Linked DNA regions of Homo sapiens: region 1 is linked to region 2. Evidence: read pairs that join two places in POLR2A ChIA-PET (ENCODE). Cell type or tissue: PC-3. All regions are shown on one strand.

The links. ChIA-PET counts read pairs that join two places held together with the same protein. Peaks named below come from ENCODE experiments on the same cell type or tissue, not always from the same donor. Only the 100,000 strongest peaks of a DNase experiment are listed, where the experiment ranks them.
Region 1: POLR2A ChIA-PET joins it to region 2 with 5 read pairs; 2 of 35 experiments call an interaction of 5 or more read pairs at or near these places.

What each region holds. Positions count from the first base shown.
Region 1 is chr3:25,883,627-25,887,626 of GRCh38, forward strand. The region is part of intron 1 of LOC124909357 (a long non-coding RNA gene); the gene reads left to right. Among named protein-coding and RNA genes, the nearest start is that of LINC00692, 12 kb to the left of the region's middle. In PC-3, no CTCF peak of the experiment used is centred here; a DNase peak (open chromatin) is centred at 2,105; H3K4me3 peaks cover 362 bases.
Region 2 is chr3:25,793,429-25,797,428 of GRCh38, forward strand. OXSM (3-oxoacyl-ACP synthase, mitochondrial) reads left to right here. Exons shown (of 3, transcript NM_017897.3): 3 at 664-1,103. The coding sequence ends at 1,066. Among named protein-coding and RNA genes, the nearest start is that of OXSM, 5.3 kb to the left of the region's middle. In PC-3, no CTCF peak of the experiment used is centred here; no DNase peak of the experiment used is centred here.

The DNA of each region.
Region 1 (4,000 bases), 90 kb after region 2:
GTAGATAAGTTTAACATCTACAACCAGTTGACTTTAAGTAAATATTACTCTTGATGATGTGGGTGGGCCTCATCCAATCAGTGGAAGGCCTTAGGAGCCTCCTCCAGCTGAAGTTTCCTGAAGAAGAAGAAATTCTGCCTTAAGACTGCAGCTTCTACTTCAAAACTGCCTGAGTTTCCAGACTGCTGGCTTGCCTTTGCCAGCCCCTACAATTGCGTGAGCTAATTCCTTAAATCTCTCTCTCCCTCTCTCACTACATTTTGTCTCTTCTATTGGTTCTGTGTTTCTGGAAAACCCTGGATAATACAGCTACCAAGAGGTCTTTAGGGAGAAATGGGAATGGAGTGGTTTTGAGGAAGTTTTTTTTCTGGGATTTGTGAAGGTTTGGACTTCCAAAGTCAGACTTGAGTTTTTCTTTTTAATATGATGGCTTCCATGCTTTAAATTTCAAGGAGAAAGGTCTGGGGTCTTAGTCTCTAAATTTCTGCTCCAGAGAGTCTCAGCTTTCTTCTCAAAATGAAGTTGAGAACCAACATCATCTACTCCCACACTCAGGCTGGACGTTGAGAACTGAAACCACTCCTTAATGTCTATACTAATGTCACTTTGATATTCCACTGTTTCTATCAAAAGACTATTTTTCTAGGAATCTCTTTCCAGGCAAATGGCTTGATTATTTATTATGGGAACTGTTCTCACGCTTCTAATAAAGACATTCCCGGAGAGTGGGTAATTTATAAAGGAAAGAGGTTTAATGGACACGCAGTTCCACATGGCTGGGAAGGCTTCACAATCATGACAGAAGGCAAATGAGGAGCAAAGTCATGCCTTACCTGGCGGCAATCAAGAGGGCTTGTGTAGGGGAACTCCCTTTCATAAACCCATCAGATCTCATGAGATTTATTCACTATCATGAGAACAGCATGGGAAAGACCCGCCCCCATCATTCATTACCTCCCACTGGGTCCCTCTCATGACACATGGGAATTATGGCAGCTACAATGCAAGATGAGATTTGGGTGGGCACACAGCCAAACCATATCAGGAACTTTCCAAAAGTGCCATCAACTCTTCAGTGGAAAGCATCAGTAGATAGTTTGTACCTTAAGATTCTTTTAAATCCCTCATATTTCATAGTTCTCCTTTGCTGTTTTTACCAATCCTGGACTGTTTTATTGTGTTCCTTACCTAACCCTAATCAAGTTCCCACATTGAAAGACCTATTTGAAACCAAACTTCCAATTCTCAATAAATTCTGACCTTGCTTTGCTCTGACGAGCCCCCTATCCTGACACTGTCAGAGCTCTATGGGGGGTGATTTTCTCCCTTACCATAGTGAGCAATGAGTTCAGTTTTATCTTATCAACAGGTGTGCTGGTTTTATTGCGGGAGCCAGTATTCCTCAGATGGGATGAGATATTGAACCAGTTAATCCCAGACCTTTTGCCTGTAGCCATGATCACTTTCTCATTCATTCTGTGTTCCTACAGGCTCATAAATTGTAGATTTCTGTCCTTTAATAAGTAGCCTTTGTCCTATACTCTAGCGCCTTTGTTACTACCCTCAGGGCAAAAAGGCTAGTGAGCATATATAGCTCACTCTGTTTAAGAGATGCATATGTTCTCTTCATTTATCTTGCTCTTTGATGGGTATACAAGCCCTGGAAAGGCTTCTTAGCCCCAGTACTAGGTAAGTAAATTGATTTAACTCAGGGGTAGGTAATAGGAAATTTGATTTCATCCTCAGGTGTAAGCAGTAACCTCTAATCCAGTTTTGCCAGCAATAAAGCTGACATTTTGACTCCTGCCTAACTCCTGTAGCTTTTTCTTAATTATTTTATAATATATAGAGGGAAGATATGTGCTTGATAGTATTGTTATTTGTTATAGCACAGATCCAGCCTGTCAGTAATACTTGTTCCCCCGACTTAGCCCACCTTGCACCATCGAATCTGTGACATGAAGCTATAATTGTCAACACAGGTGCAGCTGTTAAGCTATTTACAGCTGGGATGGTCAGGAAAAATCTCATCGAAGAGGTGATTTAGTTAATGTTGAAGGAATTTATATTGGCAGGAGTGAGCTGATTGGCAGTTCAGGAGGGCTCCGATGGGAATGATGGTGAGTCACTCGGGGCCCTGGGCCATGAGCACAGGAATGTTCAGTTAAAGGAATAGTCAAGTCTGAGTGCTGTGAAAAGGTTTTTGTTTTGGCATAGTGGAAATTAAGGCAGGAAAAGTAGCTGGAGGCCAGATTTAGCTGGTGTTAGCATTTTAATAATGGAAGGCATGATTTTGAAGGATAACATATTGATTAATCAAATTGGAAATAATTCCTCAATCCTGCAAGTAGGAGGCAATTTAAAAGTAATTATTTCCAGAATCTTTGATCATTTCATTTGTTTTTTTTGTCTTTAGTTAGTTGCCCATGGAAGGTAGGATGCACGCACACACACACACACACACACACACACACACACACACACACCCTCGGTAGACTATTAGAAGTGCTTGGAGCTTTTCATCTAATGCTCATTGGCTTTCACACCCAGTAAAGCTGACTTGTGGTTGTCTCCAACAGATATTTGAGAAGAGGTAAAAAAAAAAAAATACAGTAATTAGACTGTGAAACCAAATACCATTGTATCAAATTCAGTGTTTCATTGTGGTTCTGAGTCATGGTCACACCAACAAAATGAATCAAAAGGATAGGATTATGATATACCATTAAAGGATTAACATTTCAACATTTCATAAAGTAGGCACAGAGTATTTTCTTAGTATGCCATCAACTTGCTTATTTTCTACAAACCTTGCATAACAAGATATCTATTTTTTAAACTTTGAAATAAATTATTGATTTGCCAAATTTGCAGTTTGCTAGGGCAGGGCTAGGCAAATTTGCCTAAGGATGCCAAGTACCTTCTGATAGGAAAAAGACTGAGATTCTGGTTAAAAGATAATTCTCAGAGTTAAAATCGTGACTCTTACAGATATAAAAATGAACACTCGTTAGGGCCGGGTGCTGTGGCTGACGCCTGTAATCCCAGCACTTTGGGAGGTCGAGGTGGGCAGATCATGAGGTCAGGAGATCGAGACCATCCTGGCTAACAGGGTGAAACCCCGTCTGCTAAAAAATACAAAAAATTAGCCGGGTGTGGTGGCCGGTGCCTGTAGTCCCAGCTACTTGAGAGGCTGAGGCAGGAGAATGGCGTGAACCCAGGAGGCAGAGCTTGCAGTGAGCCGAGATCATGCCACTGCACTCCAGCCCTGCGACAGAGTGAGACTCTCTCTCAAAAAAAAACAAAAAACAAAAAACTAACACATGTTAAAGATTTTATTTTACTCATATATGACAGAACCTGTCAGATTTTATATCCAATTCAAAGGGAAAGTCAAAAAGCACAAATTTATATGGATTAAGGGAATTGAATGGCAAGTCAAGGTGAAACTGGTTTTTCTACAGAAGGGAGGGAAGCTAATAGAAAATCTACTGTAATAGAATTTGCATTTCTACTAACTTACAGAGTTATAAAATAGCGTAAAGCAATGAAAGGCTAGACTCTGATAAACTGAAAGGATATGCAATATATAGACAATGTTTGGTACTGCACTGAAACACAAACTTTTTCCTGTATACTTGGGAGTAAAAACAGGGCCAGTGGGAAAGATGGTTCTGGATCTAGGAGTCGGTAGGTTCTAGCCCAGCCTGCTGGGGCAGGCTTGTACCCTGTGAGATAGCTGTAATAGGGCTGGATATTTTCCATTTGCTTCTCCAGAGGCACTTGCTCTCCTCCTCTGCTCTGAGATGCTGACTTTTCTGTATTACATCACTGGGCATCCTTGCCTTCTTTTTTCCAGTTGGCTTCACCAATTGAACTCACCAGCAGGACATGGAAGGATGAAGTTGGGTACCCCTGTGCCTCTAGCTCCCTCTCTGTGGGCTTGGTGCAGGCTAGTTGTATTCTTCAACCAAAGATCACAGCTCTGGTCAATCAGTGT
Region 2 (4,000 bases):
ATATATATACACACACAAACACACATACATACATGTATATTTCTCTTAGGAACTAAAGGAAGATGACATCCAAAACGTTTTCAGAGGTCCTTTTAGATATAATTTTTACTCTTAAGTTTGTTTGGCTTAGCTTGCCTTTGTACTTTTTGTTTAGAATTCTTATAGCCTAAATAAAGAGGATTTTGAAAGATTATTTGAAACAATGAAACAGTAGATTATTGGGAAGTATGCCAAGTTTTGAATTTAAATGTGAAAGAAAAATCATAATTATAATTCTCATAAAAAATTGCCACACTCCAAAAATCCCTAGAACAAAAATTATTCTAGTCTTGAGTCAACATGGTATTTTTTCCCCAAGGAAAACTGCCAATGCAAATAAATGAAATTATGTTTTATTTGAGATTATACAATCTTGCATTGGCTTGTGTGTTTAACTCTTGGTGATGAACCAGTCCAAGGTAGTGAGTGTGACTCATTATTCCCATACAGATGGCATCCTAACTCACATGGTAATCCAAGATAGTGTTCCGTTACTAGAGCAAGGGATTCTTTTCATCCAGTGTACTTGGATACCTACATTTGTTTCACATAAGCCATACAGATAAAGAGACTTTTGTTAAAATTAAACTTAGTCCTGATAAATGTCTTTTCTTGTTTTATTAGGTGTATGGCTGCTGCTTTAAAAGATGCAGGTGTGCAGCCTGAGGAGATATCCTATATCAATGCACATGCTACTTCCACACCATTGGGAGATGCTGCTGAAAACAAAGCTATCAAACATCTCTTCAAAGACCATGCATATGCCCTTGCAGTTTCCTCAACTAAGGGAGCAACAGGACATCTGCTGGGAGCTGCAGGGGCAGTCGAGGCAGCTTTTACCACATTAGCTTGTTATTATCAAAAACTACCACCTACTTTAAACCTGGATTGTTCGGAACCAGAATTTGATCTCAACTATGTTCCACTAAAGGCACAGGAATGGAAAACTGAGAAAAGATTTATTGGCCTCACCAATTCCTTTGGTTTTGGTGGTACTAATGCAACACTTTGTATTGCTGGACTGTAGAACATATAATTTGTAATTAAATACTGATTTTTAAATGCTATATGTGAAGAAATTATGCATTTATGTATTGATACCCAGATATACTTTATGTTAGGGTTTCTCCACCTTGGCACTATTAATATTTGGGTAAGATAATTCTTTGTTGGGAAAAGGGGGATTGTACTGTACATTGTTGGGTGTTTAACACCATCCTGATTGCTTCCTAATCTATTCCAATAGCACTCTCTTCCCCAGTTGTGACAACCAAAAGTGTTTCCAGATATTGCCAAATGTTTTCTGGGGAACAAAATAACCCCACCCCTCCTGCATCCCGCCACCTATGAGAACCATGGATCTATATTTTCCTAATACTTTAGGTCAAACAATTTTCTATAACATTTGACCTGCTCCTATCCCTTTCAACTCCTTTTTGCTAGGCAGGGTTGCTATACTATAGTACTCCAGGCGTACCATTCCCATACAATATATAGGAAGGAATATAACAAAGTTTGCATCAGCATTCTTTGAGTTAAACTGTCAGCCAGTAATGATCTATTTACTCCTTATACACCTAGCCCTGTTTTCTTCATATTATCCATACTGTAATTCAGTATAATGAAATTTCTCTAAACTCCCAAGCCATCAGTTCTCTGAAAGAAGAAACTGAAATTGATTTGACATGTCTTATTCTTTTTGTCTTTATGTTGGCACCTAGTGATTAACGGAGATAAAAATCTTTGGGACGTGGAGCAGAAATTGTTCATGACTTGGGCCACGTCCCCTTGGCTTTCCTCTAACTTTTTTTAAGCTTTGCTAGTTTCCTGTGTTTTCCCAACATCCTACTATAAGTGTTGGTGGTTCCTCTACTTCTCTGCCTTGTTTTCTCTAACACGGAGTGTTCATCCGCCGCAGCCTGGAAGTGTTGGTAGGGGGAAGGGAACACATTCCCCAGAGGCAATACTCGACCAATGAGGGATGACGGTGGCTAAGTGCCTCAGCCTCCTTTCAGAAGGGTATCTATGGTTCTCCACAGTTTTTCAGAGGGTCCCCAGTGAATCGGAAGTTTAGTTACCCACAGCATTAGCTAGCTCTAATACTCCCTTCACTGGCTTTTATTTTCCCTTTCCCATGCTCCCTGATTGTTAATCTCATTCCCAGGAATCACCTCCCAAACAAACTGCTTGTTCTGAGGTTCTGCTTTCTGGGCAACTCAAACTAAGAACGTTTATGTTGTAGTGGGGGTTTATATATCAACGGGATAGAGTGAATAGGGGATAAACAGGGTGTGTGTATTTCTGCTGAAATGAATAGAGTTTCCCACATTGCAATAGACTGGACACATTGCCTGCCCACTGACTTTGACTATAGTACTTTATCCCCTTTATGCCAAAGACTCCAGCTGTGTCTTCACATAACTATAATCAGTTTTAATTTTCATGAGCACACATTTATTCATTCAACTGAAGTCTGTTGGGTGCTAACATAGACCTGGCTTTGTACTGGTCACCAGTGATGAAGAGAGTATGTCAGAGAAAGTTTCCTAAAGGAAGCTGAGGCTGTAAGGGTGAACAGGTCTTAGCCAGGTTGAAGGAGAAGATAAAGAAGGAAGGGTGTTCCAGTCAGGGAATTCAATGCGGGAAGGTTTAGAAGTCAGAACATTTGTACTAAACATAGGTGCATATACCCTAAGATGGATTAGGAAATAATGGCAAAAAATCTGGAAAGGTAGGTCACAAATAACTACAAGTTTTGTTCAAGGCAGTAAGGGTAATAGGAAGCCATTTAAGGTTTGGGATGGTGTGATGGCTTTGTAATGTGTCAGTTTGGCGAGGCTGAACTACATTTCACAGCATTCCCTTTATTGTATGTTCTCGGTTAGGGTGGGCCATAGGAAATTCTTGTGGGAGATTTGGAGGATGGAAGTGAAGCAGCAGCTGTTTTGTAGCTCATGCATGTTGCTTAATCTGCTAGCTCATCTTGGTGTGAGACTGGCTGAGTCTTCAACTGCTTCACCTTTCCCTGGATCCTCTGTCAGTTTCCCTGACTCCTGGACCAGGTGTGTGTTTCGTTCCATGATAATGAAGGACCTGACCTTCTGCCCCATACCACCAAAGTCAGAGGCCATAAGAACTGACAGATTCCTTTCTGTCACTTTGTTTGTGGATTCCATCTTGTTACTGGAATTTACATCCATCTTCCCTTCCCAACTGCCTGCCCTGTGGACTTCAAACTCCATCATCAGAAGATGACAGGCGAACATAGCTGCATTACAGAAACTTTAACCAGTTCTCACAATTGTGTAACTGGTTACACAAACTGTCAAATCCCTATAGCAGATATCTATATATGTCTTAGTGGTTCTATTTCTCTGAGTCAACATTGACTGATACATGTGAAGAAGAAGGGTTTATTGGGGGTGACATAATCATATTTTCTTTTGGAAACATCACCCTGGCTGCAGAGTGAAGAACAGCTTGGAGGGAAGCTTGATTCCCATAAGGGAATACAATCAGACGGTATTGCAAAATGTAGGTAAGAAAAGATGGTGGCCTGGATGAAGAAGAATATTTTGACCCAAGTTTCTTCCAAAATTGAAAATCATGTGTTTTTAAAAAATCAACTTTACCAGGGCATAATTTATATATCAAATACATTTATATGCCATTTTAAGTGTACAGGTCAATTAATTTTGATATAAGTATGCACACACATGGAACCACCACCTCAATCAAAGAACATTTCTGATACCCCAAAATTCCTTTTGCCCTTTTGCAGTCAGTGCCCCCAGCTCCAGAAAATCACTGAAGAGCTTTCTGTTACTATAGGTAAGATGTACTTTTCTAGAATTTTAAATAAGTGGAGTCATACAGAATATAACCTTTCGTGCCTGCCTTCTTATAATGTTTTTGAGGTTTATCCATGTTATTGATTGTGTCAGTAATTCATTTCTCTTTT